Regions from separate parts of the Homo sapiens genome. Here all the other regions are linked to region 3. Evidence: chromatin loops called from intact Hi-C (ENCODE). Cell type or tissue: mammary epithelial cell. All regions are shown on one strand. Region 1 holds the start of LOC105371081 (a long non-coding RNA gene). Region 2 overlaps CLEC16A (C-type lectin domain containing 16A). Region 3 overlaps CLEC16A (C-type lectin domain containing 16A). Region 4 has its middle 55 kb from the start of SOCS1.

The links. A loop is a pair of places that touch in the nucleus more often than their neighbours do. Peaks named below come from ENCODE experiments on the same cell type or tissue, not always from the same donor. Only the 100,000 strongest peaks of a DNase experiment are listed, where the experiment ranks them.
Region 1: it touches region 3 in a loop (5-fold over the local background); 9 of 110 quality-filtered maps call a loop at or near these places.
Region 2: it touches region 3 in a loop (4-fold over the local background); 3 of 110 quality-filtered maps call a loop at or near these places.
Region 4: a loop joins it to region 3, with 8 times the contacts of the local background. A loop is called at or near these places in 3 of 110 quality-filtered maps.

The regions. Positions count from the first base shown.
Region 1 is chr16:11,130,421-11,138,420 of GRCh38, reverse strand. All of the region lies in intron 22 of CLEC16A (C-type lectin domain containing 16A), which reads right to left. It overlaps LOC105371081 (a long non-coding RNA gene), which reads left to right and starts at 3,371. Exons shown (of 2, transcript XR_001752081.2): 1 at 3,371-3,458. In mammary epithelial cell, no CTCF peak of the experiment used is centred here; DNase peaks (open chromatin) are centred at 2,820 and 4,910; H3K27ac peaks cover 565 bases.
Region 2 is chr16:11,178,518-11,186,517 of GRCh38, reverse strand. It overlaps CLEC16A (C-type lectin domain containing 16A), which reads right to left. Exons shown (of 24, transcript NM_015226.3): 24 at 4,332-8,000. The coding sequence ends at 7,828. Among named protein-coding and RNA genes, the nearest start is that of SOCS1, 74 kb to the left of the region's middle. RefSeq lists enhancers at 3,027-3,156, 3,122-4,008, 4,009-4,894, 5,651-5,810. In mammary epithelial cell, no CTCF peak of the experiment used is centred here; a DNase peak (open chromatin) is centred at 4,877; H3K27ac peaks cover 477 bases.
Region 3 is chr16:10,968,470-10,976,469 of GRCh38, reverse strand. It overlaps CLEC16A (C-type lectin domain containing 16A), which reads right to left. Exons shown (of 24, transcript NM_015226.3): 4 at 7,161-7,309; 5 at 5,240-5,345; 6 at 3,911-3,916; 7 at 3,409-3,532. Among named protein-coding and RNA genes, the nearest start is that of CLEC16A, 28 kb to the right of the region's middle. RefSeq lists silencers at 4,143-4,320, 4,644-4,938. In mammary epithelial cell, a CTCF peak has its summit at 4,807 (motif pointing left); a DNase peak (open chromatin) is centred at 4,739.
Region 4 is chr16:11,196,938-11,204,937 of GRCh38, reverse strand. No RefSeq gene overlaps it. Among named protein-coding and RNA genes, the nearest start is that of SOCS1, 55 kb to the left of the region's middle. RefSeq lists enhancers at 1,573-1,652, 1,686-2,482, 2,475-3,674, 5,442-5,942, 6,979-7,487 and 1 more. In mammary epithelial cell, no CTCF peak of the experiment used is centred here; DNase peaks (open chromatin) are centred at 3,097 and 5,887; H3K27ac peaks cover 1,913 bases.

The sequences.
Region 1 (8,000 bases), 160 kb before region 3:
GCTGCTTCTAGGATAAAATTCGAACCATGGGGCAAGCTCACAAAGCGCTTTGCTATCGGGCCCTGCTGAGCTTCCCAGCTCTCTGTTCATCCCTACCCTGCAGCCACACCTTTGCATGTGCCAAGCCAGAAGCACCACAGAGCCCACTAGCTGGCAAGACTTGCTCACAGTCCCTCCCCCTGACCCCAGGCTTCTCTGTAAGCCCTGTGCAGTGTTTATTTGATTCATCAAGGGCCTTAGTAAACGCTTGCTCAGCCAACCTTCCTTTTCCTGACCCTCGTCAACATGTTTGTCATGTCACTTCCTTGGAATTGTAAAAGTTCCTTTAAAAAATGCCAATTCTTTCCCTACCCCAATTCTTCTCCACCAGGCGGTCCCGTACCCTGGCCCCCAGGAGCTGCCGTGCTTTGAAGAGGCCATCAGCAGCATGAAGGAAACGGCCACGTGGAAAATCAAATGGCTTCTGCCTGTCTCTGAGGCACCATTATTGCTGCATCTCTGCCTTTTGATTCAGTTGGTTTTTCCCATTCTTAGTGGGTCCTCACGAACTAACTCTCCTTCCCACCAACTGTGCACTCGGCAATACTGCTTATTTGCATTTCCCTTTTTTTTGAGAGGGAGTCTCGCTCTGTTACCCAGGCTGGAGTGCAGTGGTGCGACCTTGGTTCACTGCAACCTCCACCTGCCAGGTCCAAGCAATTCTCCTGCCTCAGCCTCCTGAGTAGCTGGGACTACAGGCACACACCACCACGCCCGGCTACTTTTTGTATTTTTAGTAGAGATGGGATTTCACCATGTTGGCATTTCACTTTTTTTTTTTTTTTTTTTTTTTTAGATGGAGTCTCGCTCTGTCACCCAGCTAGTCTGGAACTCCTGACCTCAGGTGATCCACTCGCCTCGGCCTCCCAAAGTGCTGGGATTAAAGGTGTGAGCCACCACGCCCAGCTGGCATTTCATTTTCTTGGATCCCAAAGGCACTCTAATTCTTGGGAAGTGGTTCCCAAACCTTGTTCCAGGGGATTGTCTTTGAGCTAGTCAGAGAGATTTTAAGGCAAAAATCAAATCAAGATGGACTTTTATCAACTTACATACAGAATTAAGGGCTAGGAATTTTTCGTTTCTCGGTTTTCTGCCATAAAGGGGCCTTCACACCTTGGCATCTCCTATCACTTGTCTGTTAATGAGAACTTGCGGTTGATAAAACAAATGATTCAGAAGCAAAGAAAAAAAACACCAACAGAAAAGGCTTAGGATGTTTCCTTGGGTGATTTTATGGACTTTTCCTTTAGATACAGACTTGAGACACAGATGCAAGTCATGCTCTCTGATGACTTCTGTACTCTTGGTTCACACGATGGAGTAGAATACAGCAAGAATATGTGGGGTTCCCAAAGCTCACCTGATTTCCAGGTGTTCTGCCTCTGAATATGCTTCAGAACGGAGGGCATGGCGGTTCACGGAGTGGAAACCAGGGAGCCCTGGCTGGCCACTTGTGAGCTGGTAACACTGGGCACTGAGGAATGACACTAGCTTCCCAGAGCTGTTGTGAGGCTCCGGGGGACTGCCTGGCTCAGATGGGCGCAGTGCCAATGATGGCAGTCAGCACCCCAGGGGACAGGATGTGTGCTGGGCTGGAGGCCCAATTTGTGCTCTTCTCCAGCCCTGGCTCAGCCTCTGAGAGCTGTGGGGCCTCAGGCAGATTACAGGATCTCTTCTGTGTGAGGAGGAAAATTCTGCCTGCTCTATTACACCCCGGTGTTTTACCAACGCCCAGGGAAAGTCTTTGTGAAAGAGCAACTCTGTGCCACTGCAGCATGTCTTTGTAATTGACAGCAGAAGGACTACTGCATTCGTAATTTTGTTCGTGCTAATTGATTAATGTGTAGAAAAGGAACCTATTTTCTGGGGTCCCAAGGCTCAGCCCTTAACTAACAACAACAACAACAACAACAACAACAAAATGGCAAGAGCAGTTAACCTTTGCTGCACGTTTTATATGGGTCAGGCATTGTTCTGGGCACTTAGGTGAATGAACTCATTTTATGTCACAAGAGCCTAATGAGGTGACACTTGTATCCCATTTTTTGTTTTTCGGTTGTGGTACACATAACAGAATCTACCATCTGAGCCATTAGTAAGAGTACAGTTCAGTTCTTAAGTCCACTCACATTGTCGAGCATCATCCCTGTTTCTTATATGAATAAACTGAGATCCAACAAGGTGAACCAAATGGGTCAAGGCCACCTAACAATTTTCCCGTGGAGGTGGAAGGCTGGGACTTGGGCCCATACTCTTTGGCTTGTGCTGGGTGCTTTCATTCTGCTGCTTCTCACCTGGGCAAATACTCTGCTGCTGGGAAAAGAAACCCCATTGTGAATGAACAGGAAAAACAATGAAAAAAAGGATGCTGGGATTGATCATGGACACCCTGGGGTGGGAAGATTTGGTAAGTTCGATCTTTTCTTGGTGTCTTCCAGTCTTTTCTGTTATGCACTAGATGTGCTTGACTAGGAGGCTGGAGGATGAGGCTGGAGAGCTCTATCCTACGTGTGGGGCCAGGCCCGTGCTGGTGAGCACACGGGGTGTGTGGCCAAGCCACCCGCTCTGCCACTGACACTGGCCTGTGCTGTGCTGCCGGCATGGCTGCCCTGCTGCGGGCCCACCCGAGCCTACAGAACATTCTAAGGCATGGCCCAGGTCAAATGGCAGATTGCATATGGGGTTTGTTCTCTCCCCCCACCTACTGCACGGGCTTCTCTATTAGCAACCAGGGAGTGTTCCCTGCCATCTGACACACTCTTATGACCAGAAGGCTCCCGGGCATACAGTCGCTTTGGCAGTATGAGTTAGGTAATGACCCCAAAGAGTGAAGCAACACTCAGTTCTTTGGAACTCTCTTCTTCCCCTCCCTCCACCTCCCAGAAAAGCATCTGGGCAAGATGGCTGGCCCTGCCTACTGTGTCCATATTTAGCGAGAGAGGGCTCCCCATGACAAGTGCTACTGTGTCTATTGGGAAAGTGTCTTTGGGGGGCATGTTGTGAGTGGGGAAACCTTGCAGGCCCGGATCCGGGAACGCGGTTCCTTCTCTGGCTGTGTGAGCCCAGCTCCAGATTCCCTGAGGCTCTCTCTCTCCACAGCTGCTCTGGAGCCCTGAAAAGAGGCTTGGCAAACAGGAGACCCCTTGGACTCAGCTCAGGGCTGATTTTTGAGTAGGATCTGTTCCCCACACCCCTGCCCCACCACTTGAAGGCTGATCTCTTAGAGGCAATTGCCAGAAAGCTTTGAAAGGGGCTCAAATCCTGCTGCTTTTGTTCAGGCAGGATTTTGAAGTCATCCTTCTGCTTTTTGTTCATGCACACCAGGGACAAACCTGTGCAGGAACGAGCCCTGCACCGCTAGCCTGGTTTGGAAGTGGTGGTCTCAGGACGGAGCATCTTTCTGGATTGCTGCTTTGCAGGTTTGTCCTTGAAACACTGGAAGTGGGTCTTGGGGCACGAGGATGTGGGCCTATGCCAGGGTGGATGACGGAAGAGGGGAGTAGGGAACATTCTGTCTAGACCAGGGGCATCCCTTGAGGCCCCTCTCTAAGGAGGGCCTATCCTACTGATCTCTGACATTCTGAGACAGGCAGAGCTGCCATGCGAAGTAGCTCAGTCATTGCAGGTTGAGCAATCCAAATCTGAAAATCCAAAATCCAAAACTTTTTGAGTGTCGACATGACACTCAAAGGAAACACACATCGGAGCATTTCAGATTTCGGATTTTTAGATTAGTGAAGCTAAACCAGTAAGTAAGTATAATGCAAATATTCCAAAATTCCCCCAAATCCAAAATTCAAAACACTCATGGTCCCAAGCATCTTGGATAAGGAATATTCAACCTGCACCAATGCCAGCCTTGAAGCAAATGGGATTTAGAGGCAGGAAGGGGAGGTACAGATCTCAGCCTATCTCATGTGAGCTCTGCAGTCTTGCTTTGAGCCTCAGTTTCCTATCTGTGAGGCAGAGCAAGTGATACCAGCTTCCAGGGTGGTCGGGAGGATAGAATTTGTGCATATAAAGTGCCCAACATGGTTAATTCTTCCAAATTATAGCTCACACTTCCAGAAATAGATACAAATTTTTCTGTCTAAAATATGCTTAGAGTTGGAGCCGACAACGTAGTTTTGCCTGGTACCAGTGAGGCCTTAGGTGGCTGCTGTTAGGCCCTTCTTTCAAAAAAAAAAAAAAAAAAAAAATCAGAAAAGGGGAATTCACATTAGCTATGAATTAAAAGTTGGTTCAGCATGGTGGTGGGACTCAGGGTCTGACGCTGGAGGGAGGGTATCTGGTGTGACCTTGGGTAGGCCACTTTCTGACCTGCTGAAAGGGAAAATGGTAACATCTTCCTTCTGAGGGCTATTGGGAAGCTCGAACAAGAATAATGCATAAAGTGCTTAGCAGCTCAATAAATTTTGCTTTATAAAAGGCCTGAGGGTAGGAATCAAATTTCCATAACTCACGGACCCGCCTCACTAACCTGCTGGCCCAAGTCTCTAAGCAGTGAGCTGAAGGCTGGGAAAGGGTTAAGACCGGGCTGGAGAAGCTGGAGGAAGCCCCAGGTCCTTCTTCCTGTGTGACTCCAGAAAGGGTATTTTTTGCCTTGGGGAGCTACAAGGAGAGAACTGGCTCCAGTTTTATAATCAGAAACAAGAAAAATAAGAGGACTAAAAAATTAGTTCCTGGAAAATGCCACCATGAGATGACATTAGCACCTAGGACGTTATTCTCAGGGGAGGTCTGAACTGATGTCTATGAATGAAACATCAATTTTCTTTTTGCCTTTTTGGATGGCGGTCAGAGGCTTTGCGGTCAGCTCAGCTGGCTCATAGCACACTGTCATTTCTGCATTCTTCCTAAGTTACTCAGCTGCCAAGGGCTGCCTCTGGAACCGGCGAGGCTTTTCCACGGAACTATTAAGTGCTCTGGGTCACGTGACTGACCCTGCCGGTTTAGGTGCCTTTGATAAAGATAACACCGGTGAAAAGCAAGGCATGGCCCAGATACTCAGGAGAGTCAAAAAAAAAATTTTTTTTTTTTTTTGAGACAGAGTCTCACTCTGTCACCCAGGCTAGAGTGCAATGGCAAGATCTCAGCTCACTGCAACCTCCACCTCCCGGGTTCAAGTGATTCTCCTGCCTCAGCCTCCCGAGTAGCTGGGACTACAGGTGCCCGCCACCACACTGGGATAATTTTTGTACTTTTAGTAGAGACGAGGTTTCGCCATGTCGGCCAGGCTGGTCTCGAACTCCTGACCTCAGGTGATACAGGGGAGTTAAATATCTACCACAAGACAGCTGGAGCCCCAAACCCAGTAGGAAGCTGGGACAGGAAGTGAATAAAGTCCAGCTTAGCCCTTAAGGGATGAAGTCCAACTTGCCAGCTCACACCCAAACCACCACCAACTGGCACAGGGTACCAGACCTGAATAAGACAGAAATACCCTGGCCTTAGGGGTTTACAGTCTGTTGGGAAAACAAGACTGAACAATTCCTCCAGCCCCATCCTCTGTCCCCCAGCCTCCCATCCACCAATGCATCCATCCGCCCACACATCGGTATTCACTGAGCAACTACTTCATAGGCATCCATGAGCACTGTCAAGGACAAGACAAACGAGGTTCCCCACAACCCTGTACCCACCCCCTGGCCAAGTGCCTTCCATTCTAGTGCAGGATAGTGTCAGAGAACAAGGAATACAAGAGGCAATTTCAGCTAAAGCTAAGGACTATGAAGACCATGGGAAAACGGTCTGGCAATTCCTCAGAAAGTTAGATTGTCACATGACCTACTTTTTACTCCTAGGTATATACCAGAAATAACTGAAAACAAAACAGGCGTTCAAACAAAAGCTTGTGCACGAATGTTCGCAGCAACCCATTCAACAATAGCCAAAAGGCAGACACAGCCCAAATGTGCATTGATGGATGAAGGTGGAAGCAAAACAACGTCTATCCATATAATGCATATTATTCAGCTAAAAGAAGGATAGATGCACCTTGAAAACATGATGCAAACTGAAAGAAGCCAGGCATGAAAGGCCATGGATTGTATGATTGATATGAAATACCCAGACTACGTAAATCTATAGAGACAGAAAGCAGATTAGTGGATGCCAGGGGCTGGATGGGGGCGGGGGCGGGGGGGGTGGGTGGGCGATGACTACTTAATGGCTATGGGGTTTTCTTTTGAGGGGATGGAAATGTTTTGGAACTAGAGGAGAGGATGATGGCACAATCTTGGGAAGGTTCTAAATGCCACTGAATTGTTCACTTTCAAGTGGTTAGTTTTATGTTGTGTTAAATTTCACCTCAATTAAAAACAAGCTGCCGTGCAGAGAACTAGGGTGACCTGGGCACTCAGGGAAGGCCCCTTTTTGAGGTATCGGAGCAGAGCCCTGAGTGCTGAGAAGGAACCAGCCATGCAGAGGGCTCCAGGCGGAGGGAAGCACGAAAACAGAGGCCCTGAAATGGGACGCACTTGGCCCTGGTGAGGCACAGCCAGCCAGCCAGTGCGGCTGAAGGGCTGGATTGTGTCATCTGCAGAGAGCCGAGGGGAGAGAGGGCTGGGAGCTGATCCCAGAAGAGGGCAGGGGCCAGACTGCATGGGACCATGGGCCACAGAGAGGGGCTGGTGACAGGAGGGGCTGGTGGGTTTTAAGGAGAGAGCAGCAGAAGAGGCAGAGAAGTCCCTGTCCCGGAGTTAACAGGCTGGTGGGGAGCGGTTGATGGTAAACCAGGTGGGAACAGGTCACTTTTTTGTCATGTCACTAAGCCCTCATCTGCAAGGGCCAGGAGATGTCAACCTGCCTGGCTGCTCCTCTGAGCTGTGTGCTCTGCCAGCCCTTCCCACACCCACCAACCCACCAGGGTAACACCTGTAAGCAGCTCTGGTTCCCTGCGGCCTCCTGAAGCAGCCTCTGGGCCAGTAGGAGCCCAGAGTGAGGAGCAAGGCTGTTCTGGGAGGCCGTAGCCCCTGACACCCCTGGGTCATTTCTGGGGAACAGCTTCTGCTCTGGGGTCTGCTGGTCCACTTGGAGTTTATGGAAAGGGTGGCCTTGCAGGCGAGTTTTGGACACCCTGCCCATCATGACAGATTCTATCTCTAGAAGCAGCTGTTGCCATGGGCCAGGTCCATGAGGCACTAACCACAGCAACATGGCACTCAAAGCCACAGAGTGCTCAGGCTAGAGTCTAGGCCTGGCCATGCCTGCCCACCCCCACATACTGGCCGCCACTGACCCCCCTCCTTGGCCAGGCGCACGCACAATCCCTCGTGAAGCTGAACATTCTGTGAGGGTGAGAGCCATCAACATAAAACCAGCCAATAAATAGAACTTGTGATTTTTTTTTTCTGAGCCAAATGGAAGAAGAAAAATACACCAAAGTGGCTAGTCACCTATTAGCCCTGATTTATACACTACTTTAATATCTCATCCAAGGAAATGAAAGGCATATTTTCATCAAATACAATCGTTTATAGCTTCTAAAGGGGAGACAAACTGCTCTATGACAATTACCTGGGCCCGCAGATAAAATCGGAAGATGTGTCCTAATAAAACACCCTTGTCTGGCAGCCACCCCGAGGCAGCAGCCAGAGTTGTTTTCTTCCTTGTGAATTATTATCTAGGCAGAAGCAAGGACTCCATGCGCTGTGCGGCCTATGGGGAGGGGCACCATTGTGGAGGGTGGGAAGTGGTCACGCCCCAGCACCCACGGGCCCTTGATGGCAATGGTGACATGTCACAGTATCAGAGGCCAACCTGGGCCAGGTTTCTGATGACCGAATCTCCCTCCACTGCCCGGCTCCCCGTGTCACTACTCTGTGGCTTCTGTAAAACTCTGAGTAGGAGGAGGGTGGTGAAATTCAGTTGATATGCAACCAACCTAAATCTGTCACCTGGGTACATGGTCCTTGGACACACATCTTGCTCGCTTGGTGACAGAAATTTAGCCGAGGGAT
Region 2 (8,000 bases), 210 kb before region 3:
TTCAAGCGATTCTCATGTCTCAGCCTCCTGAGTAGCTGGGACTACAGGTGCCCACCACCACGCCCAGCTAATTTTTGTATTTTCGGTAGAGACAGGATTTCACCGTGTTGGTCAGGTTGGTCTCGAACTCCCGACCTCAAGTGATCCACCCACCACAGCCTCCCAAAGTGCTGGGATTACAGGCATGAGCCACCTCACCCTACTGCAAATTCTACTTTCTTGCAGAAACACCCTCCCAGTCACACTTGGAAATCATGTCATGCCGCTATCTGGGCACCCCTTAGCCCAGTCAGGCTGACACATAAACTGAATCATCACAGCTGCCTCTGAGGATCAGCTGGGGACCTTAAAAAATTCCAGGGCTCAGCTGTACCCCACAGGTGCTGGCTTTGTACCTCAGGGGGTACATGTAACTGAGGGGGCCTGGGCCTGGGCTGAAGCCTGTTTTTCTGGCTGGGCCGCTGGTGAGACCCCCTGGCTGAAATTGCATGTGCCAGGCTGGGTACAGGTGCTTGATTTACCTGCCCCCACTTCATCTACACAAGCAAGGACACTGCCAGAAAGGTTCCCATTTTACAGATGAGGAAATTGAGCCTCATGCGGTTTCACCATGTACTCAAGGCCACAGGGATGGGGAGCATTGGTGCAGGGACTTGAACCTCGTCAGCAACTCCAAAGCCTGCACTGCCACCTACTCCACCCTGCTTGAGGTCTCGCTCATCACTGAGATACCAGCAGCAGCTCGGTCTCAGCTCAGATACCTGTGGAGGGTTGGGGGACACAGAATTTCTGATGGTGGCAGAGGAAAGCCCTCAAACACTCCTACCCTTGGCAACCTGGCCCGGGCAAATTCTCCTGAAGATCTTTGGCTGGCCCTGGTAAGGCCTGGAAGACACCAGAGTGAGCACACATAGGGAGAGGCTGAAAGTTAGGGCCATGGGCATGGAGAACTGAATGGAATTCAGGCTTTAAGAATCTGGAACTGTATCCAAGAATGACTCCATCCATCAGTCCATCCATCCATCCAACATACATGCACAGAGAGCTCATGGGCCAGAGCCTGCACCCAGCTCCCACAGAACAGGTGAAAATAAAACACAGTCGTTGCCTGTGGGTGAGTCTATTGGAGAGGGAGAACTGAAATAAGAATTGCAAGGCTGGGCGCTGTGACTCACGCCTCTTGTCTTAGTGCTTTGGGAGGCTGAGGCAGGAGGACTGTTTGAGCCTAGAAGTTTGAGATCAGCCTGCACAAGTGAGACCTTCTCGCAATGAAAAAATTAATAAATTAACCAGGAGCGGCAGCATGTGCCTGTGGTCCCAGCTCTCTGGGAGGCTGAGGAAGGAGGATCGTCTGAGTCCAGGAGGTTGAAGCTGCAGTAAACTATGACCGCCCCACTGCTCTCCAGCCTTGGTGACAGAGCTTGACCCTGTCTCCAAAAAAAAAAAAAAAAGAATTCCACAGTTCGCAACACACTGTGATATGTGTGTGTCATAGTGGCATCTCTGATCTGGGATGACATTTAGGGGTACAAGGACTCAGACTTAAATACCCTAGTCCCAGAGTGAGCTGGTTCTTTTCTTCTGTCAGCATTTTTTTTTTTTTTTTTTTTGAGACAGGGTCTCACTCTGTTGCCCAAGCTGGTGTGCAATGGTGCAATCTCAGCTCACTGCAACCTCCACCTCCTGGGTTCAAGCGATTTTCCTGTTTCAGCCTCCTGAGTAGCTGGGACCACAGGCCTGGTTAATTTTTGTATTTTTAGTAGAGACGGGGTTTCACCGTGTTGGCCAGGCTGGTGTCGAACTCCTGACTTCAAGTGATCTGCCCACCTTAGCCTCCCAAAGTGCTGGGGTTATAGGCATGAGCCACCATGCCCGGCGTTTTAGCTCTTCTGATCCTATCACTGAGAAAATCTTGGTTAGGCGCCAATAGGCCTCCCCTATTAATGGCACAGGCAAGGCTGGGCCCAGAGCCTGTGGCAGGTGCTAGGACCTGGCTAAAAATTTAATGATATGGATTTGCTTGTGCTGCATTTGTTTTTATATCTTTAATTTCTGGCAAGGGTAATGGGTTGAATGGTGAGCCCTTCTAAAAAGGTGTCCATGTCCTGAATCTGGTCCCTGTGAATGTGACGTTATTTGGAAATAGGGTTTTTGCAGAGGAAATGAAGGATCTTGAGTTAAGACCACCGTCGATCAGGGCGGGCCCTAAATCCAATGACTGCTGTCCTTTCAAGAGAAAGGAGAGGGGGATTTGACACAGACACGGGGAAGAAGGTGCTGTGGGGAGAGGCAGGGACTGGAGTGATTCACTCATGGGGCGAGGAACGCCAAGTGCCGGAGCCACCGGAGCTGGGAGAGAGGCAGGAGGCAGCTTCTCCCTCTAAGCCTCCAGGAGGAGCAGCCCTGCTGGCAACTTGATTTTAGACTGGCCTGCAGAACTGTGGGAGAGTAAATATCTACTGTTTTAAGCTGCCCTGTTTGTGATCATTTGTCATGGCGGCCCTAGGAAATGAATGCTGCAGTGGTGCTGGTTTTCTGTTTCCAGCGAAAAGTCTTCCTCTTAAAAAAATTGAATTTAAAGGGCAAACCAAGAGTCAAGGAAGCAAAGCCAGGTGTGGTGGCACTTGCCTGTAGGCCCAGCTACTCAGGAGACTGAGTTGGGAGGTTTGCTTGAGTCTGGGAGATGTAGGCTGCAGCGAGCTGGGACCACACCAGTGCACTCCGGCCTGAGCAACATAGCAAGACCCCGTCTCAAAAAAAAAAAAAAAAAAAAAAGGGCAAGGAAGCGTCAGTGGAGGTGACAGGCAGGCGGCAGGCATGTGTTCAGGGGGCACGTGCTGCCCTCTGGGAGGAAGTCAGACTGAGCCAGGCAGTGTCAGGACTGCAGGGACCTGCAGAGCAGGCTGGGCCCCAAGGCAGGCGCACGGCCTGGGAGCCCAGGTGGCTGGTCTCTAAGTGGGGCAGGTAGACCCAGGGCTGGAGCAGGGCCAGCAGCCCCGGGGCCTGTGGAGGGAAGGGAAGCTTCACACTGCCCATCGGGCAGCCTTAAGTGAATCCCCAGGAAGCCCCTTCACCCCATGGGTGATTCAGAACCAACTTTCCTTTGGAGAAAAGCTCTTTAGACGTTAAGGGTTTTTTCCCAACGCCATGAAGTGCCACAGAGCAGTAGGACGTGGGGGAAGGGGGTTTCCAGCAGCTGGCTGGCCGGCAATCGGTCTTCCCCTAGAGGTCACCCGCAGGCAGGTCACTACCACCTGCCCTTGCTGGCCCCGCCCTCCGGCTAGAGTCAGGACGCTCTGGGCCTGTTGGGCATAATCACTGGACCCTGCGAGGCTTCGCTTCATGGCTACCGAGGGGAACCCTCCCGAGGCCCTGGGGAAAACACTGACAGCAGCCGGTATACGCAGGCCACTTCCAACCGCAGAGCAGGGGATATACAGACATGCTCTGGGGGCACCAGAGAAGTGGCCCCAGCCTCTCAACCAGCCCCAGGCGACCCCTGGGTTTGAACCTGGGCTGGGAATGCAAGGAGGGAGGAGCTGTCACCCAGCGGGTCTCAGACATGTAAATGCCCACGAGGCCTGAGACCCGGGTGAGGCGGGGGCATGGGAGGGCAGCTCTGCCCTGGGCAGTGGCTTCCTCCTTCTGTTGGCATAACCCCAACCCTTGGCATGCGGTGGGGGAAGGGGGTCCCTTGTTCATTCTTTCTCGACTCAACTTGGTTATCCTCTCAAGACCCAGAAGTTCCCTGCCATTTCTGGGTAGGGTTTAAGCTGGATGGTGAGATTTTGAGAACCTGTGATCCTGTTTCCAGGGATTTCAGGGTTTCACGCTGGTGGACGTTGGTGTTTCCGAGTCATGTCCACCCCCGCACTTCACCTCTGTCCTCGGTGGGGAGCCTTCCTGCTTCCCTCGGCCCAGCCTGGCAACAATGACGCTGCTCGCTACGCTTGTCCTGCGAGGTAGGGCTTGGCTGTCCAAATCCACAGATGCAGAGCCTGAGGCTTGGATGGGCAGCCACCTGCCCAACAGGGAAAAGATGCAGAATGTGGACCACGCTCCCTGTACCCGGCAGGGGTAGGGCGGGGACATTTCCTGATGGTGCCAACTGCCCCTTAGCAGTTATTCCCGGGTTGTATGAGCCCCGACAACCTCTTAGGAACCTGGGGATGGGAGGGAACCTGGTGCGGGGAGGAGGGAGAGGGAGGGGCTCCAGCCACCACACCCCTGCCAAGCAGCTGCGCCGGGATGAGGGGTCATTGGCTGGGAACCTTCCCCTGTGCCAGGCCACGGCCTCCTGCCACAGCCCCCAGGAGCAGCACGCTACATTCTTGGTAACTTTTTTTCTCTTTTATTGCCAAGTTTAAATTTACAAGGAAGTTCCAGTTTTCATTTCCACCCTCGTGTTCAGTACCCACGAAGCATGAGTCATGCTGGCGAAAGCAGGTACTTCCCTAGAGCGGTCCCGAGGCTCAGAGGCATCGAGGTTTTCTAACCCTCGGTTCTCACTGGGACAAAAATTATTTACATATTTTTAGCTCAAGGAAACATAAGGAACTCGTACAGTGTAGGCCCAATGTCAAGATGACTACATTAAATGCTTCAGATTTATTTATTGCATCTAGACAAGAAGATCAAAATCAGTTCACCCCACGCCTTTTTAAAAAACGGTGCATCTCAGAGACCTTAGAGGAATCTAGCGCGTCTGGCAGGGCTGCGCTTCTTCACCTGCCCCTTAGGTTGCTTGTGAACGCAAGTGTCTGGGTTGTGGGAGGCTGCCAAGGCTCCGGGAGAGGGACTGGGCTGGGACAGCGGCAGAGGAGGGGCTGCTCACGGAGGCCCCTCCTCCCAATCCCACGCGATGGTGAAGGCTGGCCCTTCCTGCCTGGGGGAGCGCCTCAGCTGGCCCCATCTGACCTGCTGGGACAGGTACCTTGCACGTCCAGAAAGGGACGAGCACACCTCCACAACAATATTCAAAGCCAAGGTTTGGGAGTTCCTGCGGCCAGCCCTGCTCCCTGACTTGGCAAACCCAGCCGGAGGTGCACAGGGGAAGGGTGGACCAGGGCCTGGGCCATAACTCTAAGTGCTCTCTGCAGGGACTTGGGGGGCGGGCCGGATGGGTCTGTGGGGGCTGACCTCAGACCTCTGAGGCTATGACCTGAGTGTCAGAAGCCACAGCCCCCACTGTGGGCCTTCCCACACTCCTGGCTCTTCCTCTGGATGCCAGGGGCCCAGCGTGTCCTGTCTGGACTGGCCTGTCTGGGAGCGCCCCAGCTATGAGGTTTGACGGGAGCTCCTGAAGACATAGCTGTGCCCACTGCCGCTGAGACCTGGGTGAGGTGGGGTCCTTTGAAGCCAAAATGGCTGGTGGCCTCCAATGGGCTGGCTCCCAGACCTCCTTACATAAGCAAAGCTTCTGGGAGCCCTGGTTATAGGAAATCCTCACCCCACACACCTGGAGGTGTCCCCCAGACGCAAGTTGCCAGCCCCAGCTGAAAGAGGCCCCTGAGAGTGACCCTGCAAGCCCACATGGGGACTGCCCTTTTCTTGGCCAGGGATGCAGGGTAGAAGCCCTGCCCTGAGCAGTGTCTTTTATCCTCCGCTGGTCCTCCCAGTCACCTTTAATCCTCTGCTGGTCCTCCCGGGCATGCTGTCCAGCCCTGACCAAGACCTCTCTCCTTCAGTGCTCAGTGGTTACAAGACCAGTTGGAGCCCAGAGACTTCTGACAGCAGGCTGGTGGCCCACCCGTGTGGCATGGAGTGAGCTGCAGGCTGTTCCTCCTGGTCACGCCTTGGGGTGGGGCAGCCACTTGCCTTCTCTAGTTTCTGCTGCCCCACAGACAGAGTCATTTCAAAACCAGAAGTGCATGTCTCAGGGGCTAGCCATCTCCAGCCAGGGCCAGCTTGATCCTCTCTACCCCTCTTGCTCTTAAAAAATTAAGCAACACACAGGCTGCCTGCTGGGTGTGGCGTGTCCCGTCTCCTGATGCTGTGGTCCTTCTCTCCATGATGGTCTTCCCCCCGCTCCACCCTGCCTTCCTTCTCTTCCAGGGATTCTGCAGATGGCCACGGTGGTCGTGGTTTGTCCTTCCTTTGGGTTTCTGCCCATGTGGCCCCCTTTCTGAGCTGTGCGTTTTCTCTATGGAAGCAAAGGTCCTTGTACCTGCAGCCATGAAGGCTGGGTGGGCACAGCTACCCAGAGGGCTTCTAAGGACTGAGGCCTGTCCCCATGGGCGCCACTCCCCCTCCTTGGCAGGACTGTGTTTCCTTCATGAGGTTGAAAACTGCCCTCGGCAGGCCTTGCCGGGACAGCTGGCTGGGCCGAGGAGACAGAGACCATGTTCTTCTAAAATGCAGGTGGCAAAAGATCTCAGCGCGGCTCCCGAGACTACCCTATGGCCAGGCTCCGGCGGATACCTAATGCCCCTGGTGGGCACATCTGCTGGCAGGTCTGGAGGAAAGTTGTGGAAGGTCTCACCAGTGACCAGAGAGGTGAGGGGCCGCTGGCCCTGGTGGACTTGGGGAGGGTGGATCACGGCCTGGGCTGTGAGTGCTGTGTCTGGCTCCCGAGCTGGCCGAGTAGAAAGGAACATCTTGGGGGCTGTGTCTGATGCATCTGGGTCCTTGCTTGTACACACCCAGTCCGAATGGGGAAGGGAACCATGGGGTTTCCATATTCAGATCAGCAGCAGTAGCAGAGGGAGAGTGACAGACTCAGAGCTCTGGGGACACCATGCCCTTGCAGCTGGAGGGGAACTGGCTCTGGGCCATCTCTCGGCACATGTGGGCACACACAGTCGAGGGCAGGTGACGTAGAGGGTGTCTTCCTTTGATTTCCATCATGGCCACAGGGTCGGGAGTCTTCACGGTCCCAACTGGTTCCTTCTTAGAGATGGTAACACTGAAGAAGGTGCTGGAAGCTGTCTCTGTTTGGTTTTGGTGAAGAGAAATGAGGAAGCGTCCTGAGTGGGGAGCTGGCTACATTCCTCCTTTTCCTGGAGAAATCTTTCCATGATGGGAGGCCTCTCGGCTGCTATAGCAGAAAACCATTCAGCCCTCTCAGCTCTGTGTGTACCTGAGAATACATGTATCTCCCTTGTTTTTGTTTAAAAAATAATCCAAACTTTCCAGGAAGGTACTTCATTATTCCACAGGCTTGCAGAGTTAGTGAGTAACAAAGAATCACTTAAATAAATGGAAAAAGCCACACTAAGAACTCTGAAACAAAATATCAGGAAAGGTCCAGTGAAAATGATCATGAAATCTTAACTGTTATTATTACACTTTTCACATGACATCAAACCTTAGTGTTGATGTTTTTGGACTTCTTTTAAATAGAAGTTTTAAAAATAAATGTTCACCTGCTGCCAAAAGCGGAAATAAATATCCAAAGGAGATGTTTATCTAAGTCTGCTTTTCTACAAATTTCTACGTACAGTGACCTGGTCCAATTCTTCTGTGCACACTGGGGCTGGTGACAGAGGAGCCATATGACAGAGGAAGAAAGAGGTGCCGGTGGGTCCTGCCACCCGGGGCTCAGAGACACGGAGCCCAGGCAGCTCCCTGAGTGGCCGGTGCAGTCATCTGCATTCGCCGCGGTGTCTCCGCTGGTCCCAGCCTGCACGTGAAGAGATGCAAAGTGAAAAAGGAATTCAAGGACAACGTGGGGCTTCTTCCCATTCAAGGGAGCGCAGGGATAGGTGGTTGAGATGGCTGCTGGGGGCCGCACAGAATGGTGGGTGCTCCCAGTGTGTCTTGCCAGTCAGCGGCACTGGGGTCCCTACCAGCGGGGCCACACACACAAAGGGAGGCCCCGGCACTGACTCAGTCCTCAGCGGTGCCCACAGGCTCAGCACATGCAGCCTCTTCGCCCACGGGCTCTGTGCAGGCGGCAGCCGGCGTGGACAGCGGGGGCATGCCGGTGAGGCTGCGGAGGCTGTGGGGGTCAACTGGGGGGACAAGGGTCAGCGATTCGACGCTCAGCGTGTCAGCCGTGT
Region 3 (8,000 bases):
TTTGGGACTTATAACCCTAATGTCTGTTTTTTCTACATTTTTACCTCTCCTAGTAGTAGTCACATCTAAAATATAGATGTCACATTTCTATCCGTCTAACTGTATATACTTGAAAAAAAAAAAGTAAAAACAAGATCAATTCTGCTTCTTTTACATAATTCTGGATAATTATTCCTTTTATTTATTTATTATTATTTTTTGAGATAGGGTCTTGTTTTGTTACCTAGGCTGGAGTGCTGTGGCATGAGCACAGCTCATTACAGCCTCAACCTCCCAGGTTCAAGGGATCCTCCCACCTCAGCCTCCAAAGCATCTCAGATTACAGGCACCTGCTACAATGCCCAACTATTTTTAAAAATTTTTCATAGAGGGTGGAGGGGTCTCACCATGTTGCCCACGCTGGTCTCAAACTCCTGGACTCAAGTGATCCTTCTGCCTCGGCCTCCCAAAGTGGTAGGATTACAGGCATGAACCACTATGCCCAGCCAATTATTTCTTATACTTCAACAAGATATTTCAGCTGGGTGCAGTGGCTCATGTCTGTAATCCCAGCACTTTGGGAGGCCAAGGCAGGCAGATTGCTTTAGGTCAGGAGTTCGAGACCAGCCTGGCCAACATGGTGAAACCCGTCTCTACTAAAAATATTAAAAAAAAAATTAGCCAGGGGTGGTGGCATGCACCTGTAGTCCCAGCTATTCAGGAGGCCGAGGCACAAGAATCACTTGAATCTGGGAGATTGGGTTGCAGTGAGCCAAGATTGCACTATTGCACTCCAGCCTGGGTGACAGAGCAAGACTCCATCTCAAAAAAGAAAAGAAAAAAGATATTTGGTAAATATTTACAGCAAATACATGTTGTAAAGCCTAACAGTATAATGAATGTCTATGAACCCACCGTGCGCCTGAGACCTAGAACATTTATGCACAATGTTTTGCACTTTTCTCCCACTTAATAAGATACTTTGGAACATTTTCTCTAATGGTATATTTAAAGTGCCTCACTTTTTAATACTTTGGTTTAAAAAATATCAAAGTAATATATGCAGCTAGGTTTAAAACTCAAATAGCATTGATAAGCTGATAATGAAAAAGAGCAGCTCCTGGCCCAGACTCGCCTCCTCCACTGTTTTTTTCTTTTCTTTGAGACAGTGTCTTGCTCTGTCACCCAGGCTGGAGTGCAGTGGTGCGATCTCAGCTCACTGCAACCTCCACCTCCTAGGTTCAAGCAATTCTCTTGCCTTGACCTCCCTGGTAGCTGGGATTACAGGGGTGCACTACCATGTCTGGCTAATTTTTGTATTTTTAGTAGAGATGGGGCCAGGCTGGTCTTCAACTCCTGGCCTCAAGTGATCTGCCCGCCTCAGCCTCCCAAAGTGCTGGGATTACAGGTGTGAGCCACCGCACCCAGCCCTCCTCTACTTCTCCTCACTGTCCAGAGGCAGTTACTTGTTTCTGCAGATAGTTCCTCCCATATTTCTAGAAAATCTGCATGGACTCCTATTTTGCAATTGAGCCATTTTAGGTATTATCTATTGACCTCCTGTTATGACAGAACTCTTCCATTCTCTCTGCCCCTTCCCCACAAGTAGTTATCAGTAATTGGGGTTGATGTCATAACATTCCCTGTGGAGCCAAATAGAGGACTATGATTTCATTTCCTTGCTTGTATAACTTTGTTCTTTCTATAGTTAAGTGTCTCATTATGTCTCGCATCCATGACTGTTTAAATCCATAAGGCTTCTAGCTTTCCCAATTGCTCCAATGGGTCTGCCCTGGTCCCTTTAGCATCCTGACCCCATCTAGGTGCACCTCTCACTAGGCCTGGGCAAAGCTGTCACCCTGGAGCAGTGGTTCTCAAGTGAGGGTGAATTTGCCTTAAAGGGGACATTTGGCAATGTCTGGGGACATTTTTGGTTGGTACGACTGGGGAGGGGTGCTACTGGCATCTAGCAGGTAGAGAGGCTGGCGATGTTGCTAAAAATCCTACAACGCACAGGACAGCCCCCCCAACAATGGTGCCCAGTTCAAGAGGTCAATAGAGCCAAGGGAAAGAAATCCTGCTCTGGAACTTCTAATCATCCCTTTGAGGACAAAACCACCATCCTAATCTGTTTTTTAAAAGAGATTTATTGAAGTATAATTCACATTCCATAACATTCAATTATTTAAAGTACACAATGTAATGGTTTTTGGTAGAGTCACATAGTTGCCTGACCATGATCACAGTCAATTTTAGAACACTGTTATCCCCCCTGCAAAAAAAAGCACCTTATGGCTGGGTACAGTGGCTCACACCTGTAATCCTAGCACTTCTGGGAGGCCCAGGTGGGTGGATCATGAGGTCAGGAGTTCAAGACTAGCCTAGCCAACACGGTGAAACCCTGTCTCTACTAAAAATACAAAAATTAGCCAGGCGTGGTGGTGCATGCCTGTAATCCCAGCTACTCCAGAGGCTGAGGCAGAAGAATCACTTGAATCCAGGAGGCAGAGGTGCAGTGAGCCAAGATTGCACCACTGCACTCCAGCCTGGGAGACAGAGCAAGACTCTGTCTCAAAAAAAAAAAAAAAAAAAAAAAAAAAAAAGCAAGCAGCCCCTTACTTGGCCGGATGTATGGCTCATACCTGTAATCCTAGCACTTTGGGAGGCCGAGACAGGAGGATTGCTTGAGCCCAGGAATGCAAGATTGGCCTGGGCAACATGACGAAACCCCATCTCTACTAAAAATCAAAAAAATTAGCTGGGCATGGTGGCACAGGCCTGGTGGTCTTAGCTACCTGGGAGGCTGAGGCAGGAGGAATGCTTAAACCTAGGAGGTCAAGGCTGCAGTGAGCCATGATCACCCCACTGCTCTCCAGCCTGGGTGACAGAGCAATACTCTGTCTCAAAAAAGAAAAAAAAGCCCTATACTCATTAGCAGTTGCTTCCTATGTCCCCACACAACATCCTAGCCCTAGGAAACCACGAATCTACTTTCTGCCCCTATAGATTCACCTATTCTGGGCATTTCACTAGGCATAATGCTTTTGAGGTTCATCTACGCCACACCAAGTGTCAGCACTTCATTCCTTTTTATCGCCAAACACTATTCCATCGTACAGACAGACTACATTTTGTTAATGCATTCATCAGCTGACAGAGCCCCTTGACCTTCTCACCAGCTGCGTAGCAGCCCCATCTATGGCTGTACTGAATTGATTTACCCCGCCTGCTCTGGGAGGCGTCTGAGTTGTTTCCAGCATTTCATTATTACAAATAGGTGAGCAGGACCTTTTACAGTACGGAAGTCCATGCTCTGCCTACACAGAGGTAGGGAAGTGCGGTTCTTGTGTTTATTTTTCCTTGATGAAAACAGAATTCTCCCCTAACCACCCTGTCTATCTACTGAGTGGCCCTGGGGGTGTCACTTACTCCTCATCAGTCTGCACGCAGTCATCGAGTTCGATCACATGGCTCCCAATGAACCAGACCAAATTGGAGAAGTAAGGAACAGCAGTTTTATCTCGGATGTAGTGCAGCATGGCCTGGTTATCCACTGAGAAAATTCACAGAAGAAAAAAAAAGTCAAGCTACCAAAAATAACTTGGGGAAGATTAAAAAAAAAACAAAAACAAAGCAAAACCCAAAAACCACAATGAAAAAGCCCTCTGCTATAATCTGAAATTGTCTGTCTTTCCTGGAAATACTTAAAAATGTTTATCTTATTCATAAAACTATAGTCATCAAGGCAGTTCTTATGATATTTTATACTTAAAAATAAATTAGTTGGGCTAAACATTAATGGTGCATGGGAGAGCCTACTTATCAGTAGCAGACTGAGCTAGACTACACTGAGAATTACACCATTCTCAAGCAAGGTATTTACATATAAGGGTAGATTAAGAAAGCAGAAAACCAGAGGTTAATAACTTACATGACACTGGAATAAGGAACACAGGAATCGTCATTGAAGGAAAAGCAAAAAACAGACAACAGTTAACAGGGTTAGGACCTGGGAAGGTGAGAGAGCTGCTCAGAGGGAGAGAGACTAGGGTGGGAGGCATCTGCACAGAGAGATAAGGTTAGAAGGAGACAGGAGAAAACAGAGCAGGAGGCAGCAGAACCAACTGTGGCTTGGACCAGGGTCACAATCTTACAAGCCTGCCACGTTGGCTAGTTGCCAGAGGTCCAGCGTGTGACCTGGGAGCACGGGCCTTGACCCCAAAGGGGCAGCTGCTTCTGTGCCAGCTGACCCCCCCAACTGCAGGACTGTGGGCCTTGACTAGCCAAATCTACATCTTCAAGGTGCAAATCCAGATTATCATGGAAGATCTCCCAATTTTTAAATACTGGCAACTACACATTTTTTCAAAAACTAAGCCAGTTAAAACATGTCTGATGGCTGGATATGGCCCACAGGTCCTCAGTTTGCGACCCCTGGGTGGGTCCAGTTGGGCTCTTAGAAAGGTTCTTAAATTTAATGTAAGCCCAGTGCTAGGCTGGAGTGAGTCCCTGAGAAGCCCCCACCCTCATTAGGGAGTAATAACATTTTGGCTCATGAAAGTCAAAGCCCTTTCATCCCTGAGAAAATAGTCCCATCTCCACTGTGGTGACTCCGGGGAAAATAACCCAGGAATTAGGCAGAGAACTTCCAAGCATCGCCTTGGAAGGGCAATTCCAGTTCAGGAAACTTGTGGCCAGGCAGCCTTTGTGTCAGTGCAGCGGAGAGTGGGGGAATGGCTTTTTCCCTGGGGCAATGTTTTGGGCATTAAGAACATCTTGAGGGAAAGGAGGAATTGTTAGTGCTGGGCTTTGCAGCCTGTTGGGAATACAACATTGCCCCCTGCTGTTCACAATGTGACATGCTTTTATATATTACTTAAAAGTCAAATTACCCCTTAGCTGTATTAAAGTATATTTCACAAGCCAAGACACAAAAATTTAAATGACACATTAAAAAGACAACTTTGCTTTCTCAAATTCTAAAACATAGCCACTCTGAATCCCACACGTGCCTCTCAGGACATCCTACTTCTATGTAGCAGCATGAGCAAGACTTCGACATGCCTGGAGAAGGCAAGGATTTCCATGAGCGGCCAGCTAAATGCTAGGGGATTCCAAGTTTTTCATGAGAGAAGCTGCCACGGCTCATCATCAATGTGCTCCCTCGTGACAATCGGAGAACTGTACGCACACACACGGGAGTGAGTGCTTGCTGCCAAGTCAGAAATCAGCCGAGACACAAGCCCATGAGGACACTTACCTTTATAGACATTCAAAGTTATGGTTCTTACAGCAATTCTAACCATGCTTTCAGGGTGGTTGAAAAACTTGATGGCTTCTGTGTACAGGGCAAAGTCATTGGTGTGCTAAAACAAAAGAAATAACGAAAACAAATTATAAGCCCATAAGCCAGGCCTGGCCCCACCCCAACTCTCTGAATTCCATCAGAGACTTCAGAAAAAGACAAAAAAAAAAAAAAAAATGTTGCCAATGTGAACCGTAAGTCAGTGGTTCATTCCCAATGGGGCATGTAGAAAGGGACAGGAAGGCAAAGCCATGGAAGAAACAGAAGAGTCCAAGTCCGTGTGGTGGTGCACACCCATAGTACCAGCTACTTGGGAGAGGCTGAGGTGGGAGGTTGGCTTGAGCCCAGGAGTTGGAGGCTGCAGTGAGATGTGATCGTGCCACTGCACGCCAGGCTGGGCAACAGAGCAAGACCCTGTCTCAAAACAAGAAAAAAGAAAAAAGAGCAGTAGTAGTGGTAGTAGTAGTAATCACTGATTGATTGGCTGGGAGTGGTGGCTCATGCCCAGAATCCCAGCACTTTGGGAGGCCAAGGAGGGGGGATTGCTTGAGGTCAGGAGTTTTGAGACCAGCCTGGGCAATGTGACGAGACCTCATCTCTACTTTGAAAATTATAATTAAAAAGAAAATGAGTCCAGATAATGTCAGACCTGGGTTCATTACCCATTCTACCACTTCTAACCTGTGCAATGCAGTATTTCTAAACCTCTGTTTCTACATCTATAACATGGGGATAATAACATCTACTTTATGGTTTCCAGATTAAATGAGATCATTTCTGGTCTTGTGCTTATCCCAGCACCTGACACCTAAGAAGTACTCAGTGGGATGCAGGGAAACATGAGGGGAAGGCTGGTGAGAACCTTCTGAGAAAGTTTTCTTTGGAAGTTAAAAAGGGACACAAGAAGGGAAGTGATCTCATCAGGCATTTTGGCAGTGGCAGCCAACCTGTGACCATGAGGGGTTGAACCTGAGGATGGATGCCAGCTGTATAGTCAGCAGAGCAGCAAGATGGGAAAGCCTGGGTCCTCGCTGATACTGTTGAACCACAGGATGAACCAGCCCCAGCACGACCAGTGCCTGGACCTTTTGGTGTGGGTGATACATTGACCCTATTGTTCAAACCCCTTTTAGGTGTGAGGACAGGAGCAATTTATTTATTTAAGTTGTTCATTTTAATAATTCTCCCAAAGAATGTCAGGGACATTATCTTATCAACAATAGCAACGTCTATGCTTTTAGGGAGCTATGTACATACTGGCACTTTGAAGACATCATCTCATTTAATTTAACCCCTAATAACCCTACAAGATGTATATTCTTATCCCCATTTCTCAGATGAGGAAACTGAGGTTCAGAAAGGGACTGGGACTTCCTTAAGGTGACACAGCAGGGAAGTGACAAAACCAGCCCTGACTGGAGTTCCTGTTTTTCCCACAGGGCAACACTTCCCCAAGACAACATCTGGGCATGTCTCCTCTCTACCAAGTATAAAGCTCTCAGAACAAACTGAATTTTACATTAACAATGGAAAGGCTGGCCAGGTGCTGTGGCTCATGCCTGTAATCCTAACACTTTGGGAGGCCAAGGTAGGAGGATCGCTTGTGCCCCGGAAGTTCAAGGCCAACCTGGGAAACATAGTAAGACCCTGTCTCTACAAAGAATTACATTTTTTTAATAGAAAGGTAACTTATTTAATTAAAAAAATTTTTTAAACATGCCAAAGTCAAAAGTGTTGCCATGAAAATCATAACAAGCATATAAGAGCTTTGTAAACAGACACAAGACCATCCAGATATAAGGCGCTGCCGTAAAAAAAAAAAAAAAAAGCCACGTGTGGCTTTACACCCACACGTGCCCCTCTGGCAATTACTTACCTCATTATAAAAGAAATGGACAGTGTGGTTGTTGAGTTTTAACGAAAGTGTTTTCAGGAACGATATATAATAGGCCATAATCTCCTCATCAGAAAAGTCAAATTTATGAACGATGATAGAATTTACGTAGTTATTTGAGAGCAAATAATCTAGAGGGAGAAAAAAACAAAACAGGTTAACTCATGCTGGAGGAAAGATAAGCCAGGTAACAAGCAGATGACCACGTTAATGTACTTGAATCAGGTAAGCCTCTGGGTTGCTGGGATTAAACACACTAACTGGGAAGAGCTTAACTTTTAACCAGCAAAGAGATCATCTTCAATGTACAGTCACCAGGAAGTTCAAAGGCATCACCAGAGAACAGCCCTTCCCCGCCCTCCCACACCAAATAAAAAAAAGACACTCCAACATTTTCTTTTCATTGATGGCAAAGTGCAACAAAGAGCTGGGAGTAGGGGGAGATTAGCTGGTGTGTGGGCATTTTCACAAACCACCCATGAATGAGGGTAAAAAGCTGCCCCCTTCTGCCATCACAAATCACATCATCAACTCTGAAGGCCACAGTAGGGTTTTTTTCCTCCTTATATAGCAACATGATTGCATAAAGGTCCCTTCCTGCTGAATCCCTACTACATGCCGGCCACTAGGCTGAGTGCTTTACATGACCATTAACCATCACATGATCCTGCTCATTCTTCCCATTTTGCAGATGAGCAAAAACATCTCGGAGATGTTAACTTACCCGTGCACAGAGACAGTCACAGAGAAGGGATTCAAACTTAGGTCTGATGTCAGAGTTTGTCATGCATTATGGGGGCCCAACAATGAAAACTGGGTGAT
Region 4 (8,000 bases), 230 kb before region 3:
GGGATGTCTGAGCTAGTGTCAAGGATGGACAGGTTTGGCCACCAACGTGAAAGGTCACATCCCAGGAAAGCAGCCAGCTGGGGCAAAGGCAGGGTGACCAATGTTTCTCTGCAGGCGTGGGAAGGACAAGCCACGTGGTTGAGGGATCACCCACTGCCTCCCCCACAGACCCCTGACTCCACCTCTCAGAGCCCTGAGCCTCCAGTCATGGGCACAGCCATTCTCTCTCTCACTCCAGGTCTTCAGACCCCTAGCAATGGGGATGCCCCCTTTCCTGGCATCACAGGAAAAAGTGGTGGCACATACCTGGTGGTATGGACCCTGTCCTTCTCCATGGGCCCCTGCTCTTCCTCCTCAGCATCATCGTTGCCAACATTGTAATTTGTAACTGTTTTCTGGTCATTTTTCTATGCAAATAATTTTTGAATGAACAAAATGGGGTTATGGTTTCCAAACTCTTACAACTTGCTTTTTCCTCTAAGGATACACATACCATGAGCATTTTCCCAGGGAAGCAATACTCCAAATCACCATTTTATTTTATTTATTTTATTTTGAGATGGAGTCTCATTCTGTCGCCCAGGCTGGAGTGCAGTGGTGGCTCACTGCAACCTCTGTCTCCCGGGTTCAAGCGATCCTCCTGCCTCAGCCTCCTCAGTAGCTGGGATTACAGGCATGTACCACCACGCCTGTTTTTTTTTTTTTTTGAGATGGGGTCTTGCTCTGTCGCCCAGGCTGGAGTGCAGTGGTGCAGTCTCAGCTCACTGCAAGCTCTACCTCCCGAGTTCACGCCATTCTCCTGCCTCAGCCTCCCCAGTAGCTGGGACCACAGGTGCCTGCCACCACGCTGGGCTAATTTTTTGTATTTTTAGTAGAGATGGGGTTTCACCGTGTTAGCCAGGATGGTCTCAATCTCCTGACCTTGTGGTCCGCCCACCTCAGCATCCCAAAGTTCTGGGATTACAGGCGTGAGCCACCGCGCCCGGCCTATGCCCGCCTAATTTTTGTGTGTTTAGCAGAGACAGGGTTTCACCATGTTGGCCATGCTGGTCTTGAAATCCTGACCTCAGATGATCTGCCTGCCTTAGCCTCCCAAAGTGCTGGGATTACAGGTGTGAGCCACCTCGCCTGGCCTCCAAATCACTATTTTAATGGCCCCATGGCATAGATGGACTGTCATGAATTTAACCAAGTCTGTAATCTCAGCAAACATTTCTTCAGGAGGGTAAGATGTGTGCAGCCAAGAGTACAAGGGTCCAGAGTCCTTCGGTTTGGTTTCTGACTCCACTTTTTTGTGTTTAAAGAGATGGGGGTCTCACTATGTTGCCCAGGCTGACCTCGAACTCCTGGGCTCAACTGATCCTCCTGCCTTGGCCTCTGGAGTAGGTGACTCTACTTCTTAGAGCTGTGTGACTCTGGACAAGTTACTCAACCTCTCTGTTTTTCCTTGGTTTCCTGAAAGATGAGAAACAGAGGAGCCCCTGCAGATGCCTAGTCATGAGACTCCCTTGAGCTCTTGGGTGTGTGGTGCTTAATGAAGCGCAGCGCCCTGGAGACAGACAGGAGGTGCCACGTGGATGGGGTAAGGGGTATTGTTGCTCTTTGTTGTTGCTATTTGGGCCAGGTATTGATTTTACAGTCTGGAGAGTGAAGGGCTCATGCCAAGTGGCATGAATGTTCAGAGTGACCACGACGGTTCAGTGAGACCTTGGTGCCTCTTCCCCTCCCTGGCCCCTTCCACGGAAAGCATCTGAGTCCCTTGCAGGGGGCAGGTCTCCAAATTCCCAGAAACATCTGGGGCTGGTTGGCCTCACAGGCCAATTACACCAGTGTCCCAGGAGTCTAGAAAGACGTTCTAGAAAGACACTCTCTGGGGAGAAAACCATACTGAAGTCTGCCCAAAATGCCACCATCACCCACCCCCTCCCTCTGGGTTCAGCACTGCCCTCTCCCTGGGTTCCCCTTTGCATGTTAAATTAATGCCCCAGAGAGGCTCTGCAGACGGCCCCAGTGACGGCCACCACTGGAGAGACTCCCTGGATGGATGGACAGATGGATGCAGCCCCAACTCCCCCACTCCCACGGGGCCCCAGCCAGAAGGCAAGAAAGCCCCTACCCAGCCTCTAACTGCTCAAAATCCCCAGCACCAAATTCCCCCAGCCTGGGGATCGCCAGGAGGGAGCCCTGCGTCCCCAGTGTTGGCCCCACCTCCCTTCCCCCAGGGGGCAGGTGCAGCCTAGCTCTGCTCTAGTGTCCCCTGGGCACTTCTGTTCCCAGACCAGGAGCCTCCCTCAGCCCCAAGCCTGGGCACCCCAAGGCTCTCCCAGGCTTGGGTGGCAGCATCCCTGGCTCTCCTTTGCAGGCTGCTCAGCCTCTCTGAGCCGTGATTTTCTGCAAAATAGGAATAATGGGACTATTAGATCGAATGACACATGAGATTGCCATTTTTGTGGGTCAAGATCAGACAGGCAATCAGCAATTTCTTATGGTTTCAGCAGACGGCTGCCTTCGGTAGGGAGCTGAGGACTAAATGAAGAAACAAACGAGCAGCCCTGGGCACAGAATTTGGCCCAACAAACTTTTCATTGTCATTCCTATTACTTATTGTGGTGGATGGGGCTATCCCTCTCCCACTTCAAGGATCAGCAAGCCCTGCCACTCGGACGAGGCTCCCTCTGAGGCCAGGAAGGGGCCAGGGGGCCCTTCCTGAGTCCTGCCCACAGCCCCTGACTCGCCAGGCTGGACACTCCTTGCTGAGTCTTTTAACTGTCATTTCCCCCAAAAAGCCCTTAATCACCCTCTGCCGGGCCAGGGGGAGGAACCGGGAGCTGCAGGAGCTGCAGGCTGGCCTGCAGGAAGATGACTCAGGGGAATCCTTCGATCCCCTTGGCACGATGTGGGGGAGTGATTAAGGGGGGCGTCACAGGTGTGCGCCATGTGTCCGTCACCTGGCCGCTGAACTTTTTCTGAGCTGGAGCTGCTGGAAGCTGACTCAGGGGGTGGGCCTCTCCTGCCCTCCTTCCCCTCCCCAGGGCCAGGTCCCCTCTCTGTGGTGCTGGGAGGCAGGCCCTGAGCATTTCATTCATTGATTCATTTCTTTCATTTGTCCATTCATTGTTATCAGATCGATCAGTGGCTCACTTGTGTGACTCATCTGTGGGTCCGGCCCTTCATTCATTAGTAATAAACTCCATGACCATTCGCCCAGCCTGTCCTCTGGGCCAGCTGCCTTGTCAAGTGGGTTTTCTCATTCAGTCCTCTCAGTGCCCTGGAGGAAGAGCTATTATTACCCCCATTACATGGAGAGGAAAACTGAGGCATGGGAAAACTCAGTAACGCCCTGTGGAGTCCGGATTCAAATCCAGACCTGCTGCTGTCTCTAGAAAAAAAAGTCACCGTCCCCCAAAGCTGTGCCTCCCCTTCTGTGTTCCTGTAGCCACGTGGCCAGGTAAAAGTTACCCAGGCCAGCCTCACCCCACGAGAGCAGGGACCTCAGCTCACCACCTGGGTCCAGCACAGGCTTCCTCCCCTTGACCCTGGGAGAGTCGAGTGTCTCTTTAGGCTAAGTAAGAGCCCCCAAACCTGAGTTCCATCCCCTGTGGAAAGCCAAGCCTTCCCCTGCAGATCTCTAATTTCCAAGGACTCACATCCTCACAGCCTCTCCAGCCCCAGTCTCCCAAATGTACGGAACTGGACCGGATTTCCTATAGTCCCACCTCTGCACATGGGCTCCCTCTGCTCCTCAATCCCGTGGACCCCAGCAGAAATGTCAGTTCTTCCCTGTATCCCTCAAAACAAAACTCATGCTCCCATGAGGCATTTGTGAGAAGCGGTGGTGACTGAGGATTTGGGGGTGTAAACGGGAAGGGGGTTTTGCAGCCACAGAGCTGCGATTTCATATTGACATCAGATCTATAAGCCACTCCAGCACAGACCACCCAGATGGACCTGCTGTGCCTGATGCTCTGTCTGTGGATTCTCCCGTGTGGTGGATTTTTCTGGTGGTTTCTAAGCTTTATTGTGAGCTCATCTTCAGCGGGGAGATTTGCTGCGTGTGCCTGTGCACGTTTGGGCTCCCACACCCCTCAGGACGAGACGTTTCCCAAAAGGGATGCGTTGAGTTTGAGTAATACTCCAGGGATTTCACCAGCTGGGGACCTGCATTCACACTGAATTCCCGGCATGAGATTCCAGCAACCCAGAGTAGAATCAACCCAGACCTCAGTCTCCCCTGCCCTGCCCCACCCCCACACTCCCAGGCTCAGACTTTCAATTTCTTAGACTTCCCGCTATCCAATCTCGGGCTGTTCCTAGGCTGGGCAGAGGGTGATGTACCTTCCCATGGGATGGGGGAAGCCCTTCAGGGTCCTGCCTTCATACTGGGGTTTCTGTTCCTGCTCCCACGAAAGTCATGACCAGGGATCAAGGCCAGTCTGAGTCCCTTTCCCCTTCCCCACCCCACCCTTCCACCTTGAGTTCCATTTTTATTAGTGACCCCTGAATTTGCTTTTCTTTGAGCTTTTTATTTTTCACTTTTTTTATTTTTGAGACAGAGTCTCGCTCTGTCACCCAGGTTGGAGTGCAGTGGCGTGATCTCGGCTCACTGCAATCTCCGCCTCCTAGGCTCAAAGGGATTCTTGTACTTCAGCCTCTCGAGTAGCTGGGATTACAGATGTGCACCACTGTGCCTGGCTAATTTTTTGTATTTTTAGTAGAGATGGGGTTTTGCCATGATGGCCAGGCTGGTTTTGAACTCCTGACCTCAGGTGATCCGCCTGCCTCAGCCTCCCAAAGTGCCGGGATTACAGGCGTGAGCCACTGTGCCTGGTCTCTTTTGAGCTTTTTAAAAACATTTGTGGCCGGGAGTGGTGGCTCACGCCTGTAATCCCGGCACTTTGGGAGGCCAAGGCAGGTGGATCATGAGGTCAGGAGTTCAAGACCAGCCTGGCCAAGATGGTGAAACCCTGTCTCTATTAAAAATACACACATTTGCCGGGTGTGGTGGCACGTACCTGTAATCCCAGCTACTCGGGAGGCTCAGGCAGAGAAATGCTTAAACCTGGGAGGCGGAGATTGTGGTGAAGCAAGATTGGTGACAAAGTGAGACTCCATCTCAAAAATAAAATAAAATAAAATAAATAAATAAATAAATAAATTGCAATTATTTATTTAATTTTTAGAGACAGGGTCTTGCTCTGTTGTCCAGGCTGGAGTACAGTGGCACAATCACAGCTCACTGCAGCCTCAACCTCCTGGGCTCAAGTGACCCTTCTGCTTCAGCCTCCTGAGTAGCTGGGACCACAGGTGCGTGCCACCATGCCTGGCTAATTTTTTTGTTTTTTTGGATAGAGATGGGGTCTCGTTATGTTGCCCAGGCTCTTCTTAAACTCCTGGAATTGAGCCATCCTCCCAACTTGGTCTCCCAAAGTGCTGGGATTACAGGCATGAGGCACCAGACCCAGTGGGGGCTTATCAATAGATATTTTAAAATCAGTTTCATTGATCCTGTATTAACTAGCTCCCTGGAAACCTCACCATGGCTTCCCACTGCCCTCAGGATCAAAACCTGGCTCCTTGGAGCCCTAGAGGCCCCACACATGACTTCATCATTTCACTTGCTTAATGCCAGGAAGGAAGCATTACTGTGTCCGAGGTGTGGATGAGGAAACTGAGGCATGGAGAAGGTGGTGATGTCGAGGAGGGGCAGAGGAGCCCTGTCTGATGCAGGGTGGCGCGGGGGGAAAGGAGACTCAGAATCCAGGCCTCCTGCTCAGTCCATCCCCCTGGGTGCCAGTCCCCAAGCTGTCTGCTGTAGCCGAGGGGGTTGGGACACACAGGAGCCACTGCCTGAGTCTGCCTAACCACTCCCTCCCTTCCCCAGAAGCAGACACGTGGTGAGACACACCCGGTCACTGGCACCTGTGAATGGCAAGTCAATACTGGGTGTGGCCCTTCCTTCTAGGAATAAGCTCCCTAGAGGTTCCCTTCACAGAAGTGGGCAGGGTCCTGCTCGTCACAGTCTGTCCCCCGGCCAGACAAAGGGCTCCATGCCTGGCCTCAGCACTCCCTAAGCCCACAGGGGACCCTGTCGTGGAGCTCCTCTGTATGCCCAGGCTGTGCAGGCATCCAGGTTTTGGCAGTGAGGATGGAGGGTCAGCGATTGAGAGCCTGAGCTGTGAGGTCAGGGGGACCTGAGTCCTAAGCATCTCTGGGATCTCGGGCAGTTTGCTTTCTCTCTCTGACCCTCGGTTTCACCATCTGTACAATTAAGCCAATGATAGCACCCACTTCATGGGGCACAGTGGGAGAGACAGAAACTGTAGGAAAAGCACTTGGTCCCTCTCCTCTCCTTTTTCCCCTCCCCTTCCCTCCCCTCCCCTTTCCTTTTTCCTTCCCTCCCTCCTTCGTTCCTTCCCTCCCTTCCCTTCCTCCCTTCCTCCCTTCCTCCCTTCCTTCTTTCCTTCCTTCCTTCTTTCCTTTTTTAAAAAAAGACAGGGTCGTGCTCTGTTGCCCAGGCTGGAGTGTAGCAGTGCGATCACAACTCACTGCAGCCTCTAACTCCTGGGCTTAAGCAATCCTCCCACCTCAGCCTGTTCAGTAGCTGAGAATACAGGCACACGCCACCCTGCCTGGCGAATTTTGGTACTTTTTGTGGAGATGGGGGTTTTGCCCAGGCTGGTCTCAAACTTCTGGACTCAAGCGATCTGCCTGCCTTGGCATATTCTTACGCTAACCTGCCTGGGTCTTGGGTTCTTTGTGAAATGGGGGAACAACAGAGCCTGCTCCTAGGGTCGGAGGGCAGAAGGAGCTGATGGGTGGGAAATGCATGGAGCAGGGCCCACTGGCGTGGGGCTGTGCAGGGCAGCTTGTTTCTCTTCTCTCCCGACGCCCATTCCTGCTGATGGCCGGGACCCTCCTCTTGTCACTTAAAGGTCTCTATGCTCTCGCATAGTCTCTTTCTGGGCTCACTCTTTTGATTCAGGACTCCTGTTTTTGTTTTCTTCCCACCCCATCCCTTTCCCTAGGGGTGGCGTCCTAATGGGAGAGGGGTCTTCTGAGCCTCTGGTTGGCTCTGGGGCTGTGCCTGGCCTTGGGTGTCCTGGAGTGGAATCTGTCTGGCTGTGGCTGGTCCCACTGTGGCATTCATTCTGGGCAGCATGGTTCTCGGGTTTGGGGCCTTCTGGAGTGTGGGAGACATTGCTAGATCCCCCAAGGTGTTCAGTTCTCTCCTCCTGGGCGTGTGCCCCCTTGCAGGTCAGTGGGGTCCTGGGCCTTGCTTCACGGAGTGAAATGTGAGCAGAAGCAACCTGTGTCTTCCTGGGCTGTCATTTCAGAGCTGGTGGCTCTCTCCAGGCTCCTTCCACTGTGGGAAGCCCTGAAACCTCATGTTGAGGCGGCAGCATTGTAAGAGCGTGAGGCCTCCATCAGCCTGGGAACCTGAGTGACTATAATGGGCTCGGTCCCTGCCACCCCATGCGGGACACGTGGTGGGTCCAGAACCACAGCCCGGCTGTGCTGAGCCACTGTGAGTTGAGGCTTGACTCTGCAGCACAACCTAGGCTGCCCTAACCAAGACACACAGACACCTAGGCCTCTCGCTGGTTCTGGGATTCCCAGGACCTGGGTGCAGGGGGACTTCCGGCCTTTTCTACGCACCTCTTATAGGCAGTGGGTACTGGGTGGGCACAGTCTCAGGCCCACTCTTAGCCTGTGTGTTCACGGGTCGCTCCCAGTCCCAACAAGAAGCAGCTCACAGGCTCGTCTGATTTCCACTGCACCTGCCCACTCCCATCCTCTGTGGGCTTTCACAGCCCACACACTCAGGGTCCAGCCAGGGCTGCTGTCTTCCTTTCTTCACCTCCCCAGAACGGGCACTTCCCACACTCCCTACCTGGTATTAAAATGATCTTTGGCCAAGCGCGGTGGCTCACACCTGTAATATCAGCAATTTGGGAGGCTGAGATGGGTGGATCACCCGCGGTCAGGAGTTCGAGACCGGC